Regions from separate parts of the Homo sapiens genome. Here region 2 is linked to region 1. The links are chromatin loops, found by intact Hi-C in ENCODE. Cell type or tissue: Caco-2. All regions are shown on one strand. Each heading gives the region's core, and the rest is flanking DNA. Links, peaks and the distances in the headings are about the cores only. Region 1 holds the start of CYB561 (cytochrome b561). Region 2 holds the start of KCNH6 (potassium voltage-gated channel subfamily H member 6).

Evidence for each region. Hi-C counts contacts between places; a loop is a spot of excess contacts. Peaks named below come from ENCODE experiments on the same cell type or tissue, not always from the same donor. Only the 100,000 strongest peaks of a DNase experiment are listed, where the experiment ranks them.
Region 2: it touches region 1 in a loop (6-fold over the local background); 3 of 110 quality-filtered maps call a loop at or near these places.

What each region holds. Positions count from the first base shown.
Region 1 is chr17:63,443,995-63,449,353 of GRCh38, reverse strand. It overlaps CYB561 (cytochrome b561), which reads left to right and starts at 3,048. Exons shown (of 6, transcript NM_001915.4): 1 at 3,048-3,109. RefSeq lists enhancers at 836-1,648, 2,152-2,291, 1,649-2,462 and silencers at 2,432-2,621, 2,792-3,351. In Caco-2, for the core only: CTCF peaks have their summits at 2,416 and 3,258; DNase peaks (open chromatin) are centred at 2,023, 2,543 and 3,083; H3K4me3 peaks cover 2,833 bases.
Region 2 is chr17:63,520,419-63,525,777 of GRCh38, reverse strand. It overlaps KCNH6 (potassium voltage-gated channel subfamily H member 6), which reads right to left and starts at 2,420. Exons shown (of 13, transcript NM_001278919.2): 1 at 2,289-2,420; 2 at 1,409-1,639. The coding sequence starts at 2,364. In Caco-2, for the core only: no CTCF peak of the experiment used is centred there; a DNase peak (open chromatin) is centred at 2,607; H3K4me3 peaks cover 377 bases.

The DNA.
Region 1 (5,359 bases), core at 217-5,216:
TTTTTTGGTTTTCTTTTTTTGAGATGGAGTCTCACTCCATTGCCCAGGCTGGAGTGCAGTGGCACAATCTTGGCTCACTGCAACCTCCGCCTCCTGGGTTCAAGCAATTCTCCTGTCTCAGCCTCCCAAGTAGCTGGGATTACAGGTGCCTGCCACCTTGCCCAGCTAATTTTTGTATTTTTAGTAGAGACGGGGTTTCACCTTGTTGGTCAGGCTGGTCTCGAACTCTTGACCTCAGGTGATCCACCCACCTCGGCATCCCAAAGTGCTGGGATTACAGGTGTGAGCCACCGCACCCGGCCTGAATTTGAATTTAACTGGGAAGCCTTTTTTTATTTTTTCCTCTTCTTTCTGAATCTGGTAACCCTAGCAAGGGAGAAGTGACTAGCCAGGTGCCAGGTGGGTCTACGGCCTGAGTCTCCAGCTCTCTATTCACATTCTGCCTGCTTCCTTGATGCTTCCTCCTCCTTAAATGCTTTCTGTCAGAGACCAGGGGGCACTCTAGGCCTGGCTGCCCAGCACGCGGAATCCAGGAGCACTCCTACCTCCTAATCCCTGCCCCAGCTGCCCTCTGGATGGTCAGGGAAGGCCTGAGGAGGTGATGTTTGAGCTGAGATTTGAGAGAATGTGACCAGAGATGATCCAGGAAAGAACATTCCATGGAGAGGTGGGAGTGAACTTGGTGCATCTGAAAACAGAAAGGCTAGCGTGGTTCTGCGATGTGGGAAGGGAGTGGAAACATGGAAACACAGTCAGCATTTCCTTTTTTTTTTTTTTTTTTTTTTGAGACGGAGTTTTGCTCTTGTTGTCCAGGCTGGAGTGTAATGGCGCGGTCTTGGCTCACCACAACCTCTGCCTCCTGGGTTCAAGTGATTCTCTTGCCTCAGCCTCCGGAGTAGCTGGGATTACAGGCATGTGCCACCCCGCCCGGCTAATTTTGTATTTTTAGTAGAGATGGGGTTTCTCCACGTTGGTCAGGCTGGTCTCTAGCTCCCGATCTCAGGTGATCCGCCCGCCTCGGCCTCCCAAAGTGCTGGGATTACAGGCGTTAGCACAACTCAGGAGGCCCTGGAACTCATCTTGTGCCACTCAAGAAAGGGCAGGAGGGGTCCTCTCCTTTCCCACCTTTCCCAAGCTGAAGGACTGCACACTTCTCAGGCTTCCAAGGCAGGAGCTTCGGCAGCAGGAACAGGGTTGCAAGGTAGTTAGTCTGGGTGTCTGTCGTCCTGGGTTGGGACATCTGGGAGCTGGGGCAAGGCCTCTGGGCCCTAGTGCCAGAGAGCAGTTTGGTGGCGTTGCCTGTTCTTTAAAATGGGTTAGGTGTAGCCATGAGCCCCCCCATGCAGCGGGTGTGCAGGCCTCTCCCTCAGTCAGAACACCCTCACCCACCCCTCCCCACTTGAAGCAGGCCCTTGAGAACACTGCTGGCAGGGAGGCGGCTGCTCTTCCTCCTAAGGGAAAAGCCTGCAGCCCCGTGCTGCTGGGCCGTGGGGTGAGGGGGAAGCCAAAGGGCCCCTATCACCCCTCAGCAGGAGTCTCTCCTGGCTTTGGAAGGGGCTGAAGGCCCGGGGCTCTCACGAGGGAACTCAGCCCTGCTCAGCCGGTCAGGACTCCTCCTCCACGTCTAAATCCACAGACCAAACAAAGGACATGGCTCAGTTCCACCTTCAATCCACAGGGATTCTGCCTGTTAGCACGCTAAGGAAACTGTTTCTTACTTTAAATTATCCATTAATTTCCTCCAACTGAAAGATACTCTACAAATTTTCTGTTGTTGGAGGGTTTAAGCTTGGTCCCTCTGAGGGGGTGGGCCCTGCTGTGTCGGCCCCTTGTGTCTGCTCGTGGAAGGTGTGCCATGTGCCACCGTGTGCCATATGCAGCTGACACGCCTGTGCGTCTCGCCTGGCGCTGGAGACTGCTCTCTGTGTACTAAGCGAGTACTGGATCCCCAGGGCCTATCTTGCCCACTGCCTGTGGCAATACACAGGCAATACACAAAGCGCATTCAAGTAAGCAGGTCTCCCTGCCCCCCGGCCTCCCAGAACCTCGGTGCCTGGAGGGCAGGTGGGGGAGGGCGTTCCTGAATGGAGGCCGGTTTCCCTCTGCGGGGAGGAAACCCCATTTCCCTCCTACCCCTAGGCGCTTGCTACATCTGGCCCGGCATCAGACAGGAAAGAACCCTTTCTTCCCAGCTTGTAGGAAGTCTGAGCTGGGCCCCTTATCTACCCACAGCACTTCCTGGACCGGGGGCCTGGACCGGGCTCCGAAGGGGCTGGCTCCCGGTCTTGGTCTTGGCCTCGGCGCCCTCGTTTCTCTGCGCTTTGGGCAGGGGAAGCTGCGGACGGCAAGCTCTCGGCTTTCGTGAGAGCCTGGTGGAATCGGTGTTCCCCGAAGGCTACTCTGCGGGGGCGGGGGCTAGTCCGGGCCTTCCCGGCAGTATCGTCTCCCCCGTGGGGGCTGGGGAGGTGCCCCCAGGGCTCCCGGAGCGGCGGCGTGGCCAAGGCCCGAACCGGGTCTGACATCTAGTGGCCTCCTGGGCCCGGGCAGGGCGAGGGCGGGGCAGGGAAGAAGGTGGAGGGCAGAATGGGAGGCGTGGAGCGAGAAAATCAGGAAGCGCGGGACCAAGCCGGGGAAGGGCGGCGGGTCTCGCCCCTGGCACCCGCTCTCCTCGGGGCCCGTCCCATCCCCCAGGCCTGGCCGACCCCAGGTCCTTCCGTGCGCAGTCGGGGCTCGCAAGGACGAATCCCGCGGCCCTCGAGGCAGGCCCGGGGGAGCTCCCGGCCCTCCACCCCCGCAGGCCGCAGATCCCACGCACCCCCGATCATGGGGGCCCCGGAGGGAGGTCGCGAGGCCGGGCTCACGGTGGCCGCGGTTCGCCCACGTGCGGGCCCGGAGCTGGCAGGGCCCGGTCCCGAGCGTGGCCGCAACCGCGGGGACCTGGCACGTGCGGGGCAGCCCCGGGGGCCGCGTACGCCACTTCCGGTCCCGGAGACACCGCCCAGCCCGCCGCCCGGTTGCCATGGCGACGCCGTCGCGCCACGGCCCGCAGAACCGGCCAAGCGACCCGGGCGCGGCGCGGGGAGGCTGAAGGGACGCTCGGGTAGGCAAGGTAGGAGGCCGGGCTGGGGGTGGGAGCGGAGCGCGCAGGGGTGCGGGGCGGGGGCGGCCCAGGTGAGCCCTGACTGCGCAGGGAGGGACAGCGCGGGGCTCCCGAGTAGCAGCCGGCCTCGCACCTGCCCCTTGCGGCCGCGCACTGGACTGCGGCGCCGACCCGCACCCTGGGCCCGAGGGCTGCAGGGCTCGCCCGCCCTCTCGGAGCCGAGCCTCTCCCGGTCCAGGCGGCCCCTGCCCTGGCCTGCCCGGGTGCCGGGTCTCTGCTGAAGTTAGAACCGAGACCCCCGCTTGCTGGTGACCCCGAGTTTGGATCTTTGCTCCTGCGCCGCGTTCTAGAGCAAGGTAGGGTGCAAATGGACCAACCAGCCTTTGCCACGGCTGCCCTCTTGAAATCTGAAACCGGAGCCACCGCCTCTTGCCCCGAGCAGGGCCCGGGCTGCAACGTGGAGCCGCAGGTCCCCGCCTGTGTCTCCCGACGCCCCCAGCTTCTGAGCGCGAGGGTGGGAGTTTCCCGAGTGGGAAAGCCCCATGGCTTCGGTGGCCTCGGTGGCCCTGTGGTGGGTCAGGCCGGTGCCAACTGCGCTGAGGGCGGAGCTGCCGCCACCTTGACACCTGGGAGATGGCAGGGCCACCCTCCCTCCCTCCCTCCCTGCCCTGTCCCCGACTGTATCACGGAGCGAGGATCATCCGTGTGGATCTGGGGTCCCCTTCCCAGACTTCTCCTTTCTGGTCGTCCTCCTCTCATTCATTCCACCTTGGCAGCCTTTGTGGATTTTCTGACTCCGTAAATGAAGTTACATCTAGGGCGCCTAGATTCTGCCCCTTTGGTTTAATAGCTAATGAAAAAAAAAAAAAAAAAGCTTTGCCACCTCCTCTAGGTGCCTGGATTTCTCCCGGTGAAATTTGATGGAGGCAGGAAAATACGAGGCGGTGGCAGCCCCACCTCCTTGCATGAGGGAGCCTCCTAGAGCTGGAGGTGGAACCACCCTGCTTGTCCCACTCCTTTTCTTTCTTGCTTTATTGCTTTCTTGCTTTCCTTACTTTCCTTCCTTCTTTTTTTTTTGAGATGGAGTCTTGCTCTGTTGCCAGGAGGCTGGAGTGCAGAGGGCAATATCAGCTCACTGCAACCTCCATCTTCCGGGTTCAAGCGATTCTCCTGTTCCAGCCTCCCTAGTAGCTGGGATTACAGGTGTGTGCCACAACACGCAGCTAATTTTTGCATTTTTAGGAGAGACGGGGTTTCACCATGTTGGCCAGGCTGGTCTCGAACTCCTAACCTCAAGTGATCTGCCCGCCTTGGCATCCCAAAGTGCTAGGATTACAGACGTGAGCCACCGTGCCCAGCCTTGTCCTACTACTTTTCTGCCCTCACCACTTTTCCTTGGCAGGCAGAGCTTGGGCTCCTGCTAATACTGGGATGGTTCAGTGGCATTAGATGGCATTGGTGGAGGGGAATGAGAAATTAACCCCCTCTGAAAGCGTAGCTTCACTGGGAAAAAGCACTCTACTGTCTGAACAATTCATAAATGAATTTTGGGAATATACAATGTCACAGATTAAAAGCAGACCATCCTGTGTTCTTCCAGCCCCAGGAGCTTCTGCTTGGTGTGCAGGGGCTAATGGTGGACAGCAATGGAGTGTAGATTTATTAGAGACGGCTGCCATCTGGCTCTCTGTGGCCCCAAACCTCATGTGTCAGCAGTGTGACTCTTTCTAAGGTGCTCTTAGGACCAGATTTCGTTTTTGTAAGATTGGTCTTTGATGGAATGCCTACTTTGTGGCAGGCACTGTGCTGGGCGCTGGCACACCTTTATCCACTTACTCCTTCTGTGTTCAATAAGGTAGCTCCAGATATCCTCCACTTTATAGATTAGGAAGCAGGCTTGGAGAAGGGACTTGGCTTGTCCAGGAGCTGATGGTTATAAATAATGAGTCTGTTTTGAAATCACATCTCTCTAACCTGGGCTGCGCTGGGCCTTTCATGGGCCGTTGGCCCTCTGGCCTTCACGGGCCCCGTCTTCCATAAAAAAAATAATAACAATTGGCCCGGCGCAGTGGTGAAAGCGCGTCTCTACAAAAGATACAAAAAATTAGCCAGGCATCGTGGAGCACGCCTGTAATCCCAGACTCGGGGAGTCTGAGGCAGGAGAATTGCTTGGACCCGGAAGGCAGAGGTTGCGGTGACCCGAGATCTTGCCATTGCACTCCAGCCTCAAAAAAAAAAAAATTAATAAAAATTATATTT
Region 2 (5,359 bases), core at 153-5,152, 76 kb before region 1:
CACACTAAGCCAGATTCTTCCCAGTCCCTTCCTGGCTGCCGCTGCCTGTTGCACTTCCCACTGCCACTCACTCAAGTGGCAGCAGCAGGAACAACCAGGACCTACCCGAGAAGCTGTAACTCTGAGAAGCCTGCAAACACACACACACAGGCGTGAACTTGCAAGCACACACTCACACACAGAGGCACACACATGCAAGCACACACATGCTCATGTTTCACACACTCCAGGCCCCTGAAACCTGGTCTCTCAGCACTCCTCGGTCCCGATCCAGAGACATCCATTCTTTATCTCCACTCAGGTGGCCTCATGCCTGCCTTCCCTGGGGACTTCTCTCCCCTGAGCACCTCCTTCCCCAGAAATCCTGCCTGTAAACACAAAGGCAGCTGGGGTCCTTTCTCTCCTCTTGGGATTACTCAAAAGAAATCTCCGAGGGAGGAATCCAGAGACTTGGGTTCCAGTCCCAGGTTGGACTCTAGCAGTGGGATCTTGGGCAAATCCCTTCCACATCTATGAAATGAAGGGATTTACCTAAGCCAGTGGTTCCTAAAGTAAGCAGGACATCAGAACCACCAGGGAGATATTTCCAAATACACCCGCTTGGCCTCATCTCACACCTTCTGAGTCAGCCTCTCTGTAGAGAAAGCATGTTTTGGAAAACATGCTCTGGGTAATTCTGATGCAGAACCAGGTTGGGGGCCATTGATTCAAGAGATTTCCCAGGACATTCAGGCTCTTTTCCTCGTTCCCACCCATGCTGCCAGGTCCAGTGAGGACCCTGTGGTCCTGGGGGGTGGGGGAGGATTTCCAAGGGCTGCTGAGATCTGTCTTCAGCTCCTGACTTACGCTTCTGTTCTGCTTGCAGTATGCTCCAGCTGGCAGTAACAACCCAAACTCCATCTGAATGAGCTTCTTGGTCAGGGAAAACTCCAGACCCTGTCTCCCCAAAGAGCTGAGACTGGATAAGGCAGGCCCACCCCACTTTGCCAGCCAAAAGCCCCCATGCCTTGCCTGGCCACAGAGGTCTTCAGGAGGTGACTCCTCCTCTAATCCTTGGAGCAGACGGAGAGGAGGGAAGGTTAATTTCCATCCCAGCTGCCTGACCGCTGGGGCTGACAGTAAGATAGTGGAGAGCCAGGAGACCAGGGACACAGCAGAGGGATGGCAGAGCAGGAGGCCCTGCCCCAGGCCAGAACCAGTGGGTGGCCCAGCCTGATCCCTAGCTCCTGCAAAGGACCTCAGAAGGCATCATATCCAATGCCTGTGGAGGAACCAAGGCCCCTAGAAGAAACAGGGTTTGTTCAGGCCCTTTGGACCCTGGGTCAGTGCCTTCCCCAAGGCCACCCTGGCTGGACAAGACAGAGGGCCAAGCCTGCCCTGCAAAGCCTCTGGCCTGAGTATGCCTCACCATCCTTGCGGTAGTAGAGGATGTCCACCTTGCACTCCTCAGCCCCCAGCAGGGCCTGCGCTAGGCGGGACACGGCGCTGCTTGGTGTGTTGGGGCCTGTGAGGAAGTCGCAGGTGCAGGGTTGCTGCATCACCTCCACTCGGGAGTAGCCGAAGAGTTCGCAGAAGCCGTCGTTGCAGTAAATGATGGCGCAGTTCTCCATCTGAGCATTGGCAATCAGGAACTTCCGACCTGGGGTGGGAGGTGGGAGGCAAAAAGTCCATGGGAGCCAGGATCCAGCGGCTGGGAGGGAAAGATCATAAGGACTCTTGGTGGCAGTAAGGGGAATTTAGGCAGAGGAGCAGGGCAGTGACCGGAATGAGGGAGGGAGTCAGGCCTGGGGATTGTGGGAAGACTAGGGCAGTGAGGGTCTTGAGGTGGAAGGAAGGCCCAAGGCCTCCTGGAAACAGGAAAAGTGTGGGGAAGGGAGGCAGGGATGTGACCAGATGGGGGTCAGGCCTGGGAAAGCTCCTGGGAAGACCAGAACCAGGATATGAAAAGGAAGGAAAAGAAGGACTCAGAGAAGCCTCTGGAGGACGCGGATGAGGGGGCAGGCAGTGGCTGGAAGGGGAGGTTCGAACTTGGGGCACCAAGGAAACAGCTGGCAGTAGGGAGGGAAGGCCTGCACGCTGCTCCTTGTGTTCCAGAAAAGAGGACAGCATTTAAGGCAAGCGGGTCCCCCTGGAGGAGAAGGTGTTGGGGACATCAAAAGAAGGATTTTTCATTCAGCACCCGGCACTCACCACCTTGCCCGGTTAGAAGTTAGTAAAGGGGTCCAGCCCCCCCTTTCACGGAACCAGGACTCCAGATCGTCCCCCCGCCCCAACATACACACACTCACTTTGGCCCTCGAACTTGCGGATGATGGTGTCCAGGTAAGTGTTTTGGGGAGCGACGTGGCCCCTGCGGACCGGCATCTTTCGGCCGCGGCCCCTGCCCGGAGCCACAGGCGCCACTGGCTCCCGGCGTCTCCGTCTGTCCTCGGGCTCAGCAGCGTCCGGCTCCGGTGGGCGCCGCCCCCGGGGAGGGCCGCCGGGCTCCGCGCCCCGCCCGCCAGCCTGCGTCTGCCCTCCCCTCCCCACCCCTGCCCCACCTCTCCTTTCCTTTCCTGCGCTCCCCTGCCCTCCCCTCGCCTCCCTGGCCCGCGCCCTCCTGGCCTCCTCTCCTCTGCGCCGGCCCGGGAGCTGTCCACGCCTTGGTGCTGAAAGAAGCCGCGCGCCGGCGGCGGGGAGGGGGCCGCTGGGCGGGGCAGTTTCTCTGGGACCCGACGGGGCTGGGGCGGGGCCTTGCATCCTACGGGGCGGGGCGGGGCGGGGCGGGGCGGGGCTGGGGTCCTGGCCCTGGAATAGGGCAGGTGTTCTCTGAGGAGCTGCTTCTGTTCCTGTCCTAAGGGCCAATGGCCTCAGCACCTCTCCGATTCCCTCCCAGTACCAAAGGGCAGTCTCCCCTCCCAGTGCAGGGAGTTTCCCAGGCAGGAGGGGGGCTACAGATGGGGTTGTTAGGGGCCTCAGGTGGTCTTTGGCTGAAAGCTTTCTTCCGGGTCTGACCACTGGGCCCGACCCTGGCAATGATACCATTAGGCCTCTGGCCTGCTCTTATAGCAAGTGATCTCCAGCTCAGCTGAGACCTAGGTCCCATGCAGAGCTCCTGCCGCCAAGTCCAGCCAGGGCCTGGTCCTGAGAGGAGGGGGTAGGAGTACACATGAAGACGTGCAAGAAATATGCAATAAGGGCCAGGCGCGGTGGCTCACGCCTGTAATCCCAGCACTTTGGGAGGCAGAGGTGGGCAGATTACCTGAGGTCAGGAGTTTGAGACCAGCCTGGCCAACATGGCGAAGCCCTGTCTCTACTGAAAAAACAAAAATTAGCTGAGTGGTGGCGCAAACCTATAATCCCAGCTACTTGGGAGGCTGAAGTGGGAGAATCGCTTGTACCCGGGAGGCGGAGGTTGCAGTGAGCCGAGATTGCGCCACTGTACTCCAGCCTGGTAGACAGAGCGAGACGCGAGACTCCATCTGAAAATAAAAAGAAAGAAAGAAAGAAGTATGCAATAAGATGCCTTCTTCAGAGGCCTGAGAGCTCTTAGCATACAGGTACATCTTGGAAGGAGAACAGATTTAAAACCACCTATTAGCAAGTGACCACTGATAAAAGTGTCTGAGTACTGAGTACTGACTGAAAATGAACACACTAGAAAAAGCAAATGGGGGTGGGAATAGGTTTATTGAAAGAGGCTTCCTGGAGAGGAAGGGGAGAAGGGGACTACTGTTCACTGAGCATCTGGGTGGGCTTGTAGTGCTGCAGAGGGTTTGGTGAGCAATTTTGAGCCTGATCTTGGAGGGCAAGCATTCAAATGGGGCATGCACCTTAGGCAAAGGCCAAAGGTGATGTCAGTGCAGAGGGGCTGGGGTGGGGGGAACAAGGGGGTGTGGGAGAGGTGAGTTTGGAGGAAGGAGGTAATTAATAAAGACCCTCAGATGCCATTTTGAACATCTAGATTTAATTGATGAACAACCAAGTTCTTAAGCAATTAGACATGAAAGAAATATTCTGGTGACATAAACTTTACAATGGTGGGTGGGGGAGGAAGGATAGACAAGGAGGCTCAGCAAGGTTTTTACTGGAGTCCAGGTGAGAGGCTTAGAGTCCTGGGCTGGATGTGTGTTTGTCATGCAGAGCCACAGTGCCTAGTGGGGGCCTCTTTGGCCACTGTGGCTGGGGGATGAGAAGAGGGCAGAGATGTCCTGGCTGCCCCTCTGTTGGACAGGCTGGCTGTGGAGGAAAAGAAGGGGCTATTTCTCATGAGCTCAGTACATGGGGTGCTGAGCTCTGAGGAGGGACTTGGGCAGTGGGACATTCATTCATTCATTCATTCACTTACTCATTCCATCATTTTCCAAGTCCCTTTTGTGCACCATGGCCTGTGCTGACTAGAGTTGTTACAGAGGGGCACACTCCTGATGTGCATCCAGCTCTTATAGAGCTGATAGCTAGTAATAGGGACAAATAAGGACATTATGGCACAGAAAAGTAAGAGCAGGGACAGAGTCATCAAACAAGGGTGCTGTGGAGCCTGGGGCTGGAGCAAGTGCTTGGGCTCAGCCAGATCTCAGAAAGACCTTTTGAAACCTGGACAGGGGCAGGGTCCATGGAGATCTCAGCCTAGTATCTCTGTCCCCTGAACACCTGAGTTTGGGGCTCAGATTCTTAATTCAGAGAGACCTGGTCTCCTCTTTTGGCCACCCTCCCACCAGCTCAGTTGCAGCCGGGGTACCCCTTCTCTGTAGTTACTGGCTATAATGCCCTTTCCCCTCAAGTTTTCCCTATTCTCTGACAGACACTGACTCCCAGCCTCCCCAGGAGCCCATGCAACCTCCATCCAGACGCTCTGAATCCCCAATATTGAATGTAGGATCCTCATGGCAGGCAGACCCAGGCTGAGGATAATGAACTAGGAAAGGCAGAGGCAGAGGCCTTCCCGTTCTTTCCCCAGGCTTGTTTCTAGAGCACTAATTTCCCAAGTATTCTCCTACAGTTCCCTCCTTCCTGTCCTCCCCATCCCCCACTGAGCCTGAAAAGGTGCTGTTTGTCCTATGCTCGCTCCCCAGGGCAACGGGCCAGGCAGCAGGTGTGTGTGTGTTGAACAAGGCCATCTCCAGAGCAGAGTGGTTGGAGATGAGCTTTGTTTAAATATTAAAGAAGTCAATCATTAATCAAGCCTGGCTCAATGCCCAGCAACCCACTGTCTCCATTTGGAAGGGCTTGGGCTGGGGCAGAGAGAGCCATGGGGCAGTTTGTGAGGCTACTTACATCTCAACTGGTCAACAAAGAGCTTTTGGGGGCTGGATTATGTAGTCCAACACAGGGCTGGCCCAAGGATTAGCAGAAAGATGTGCTGGTTGGTATAAAAGCA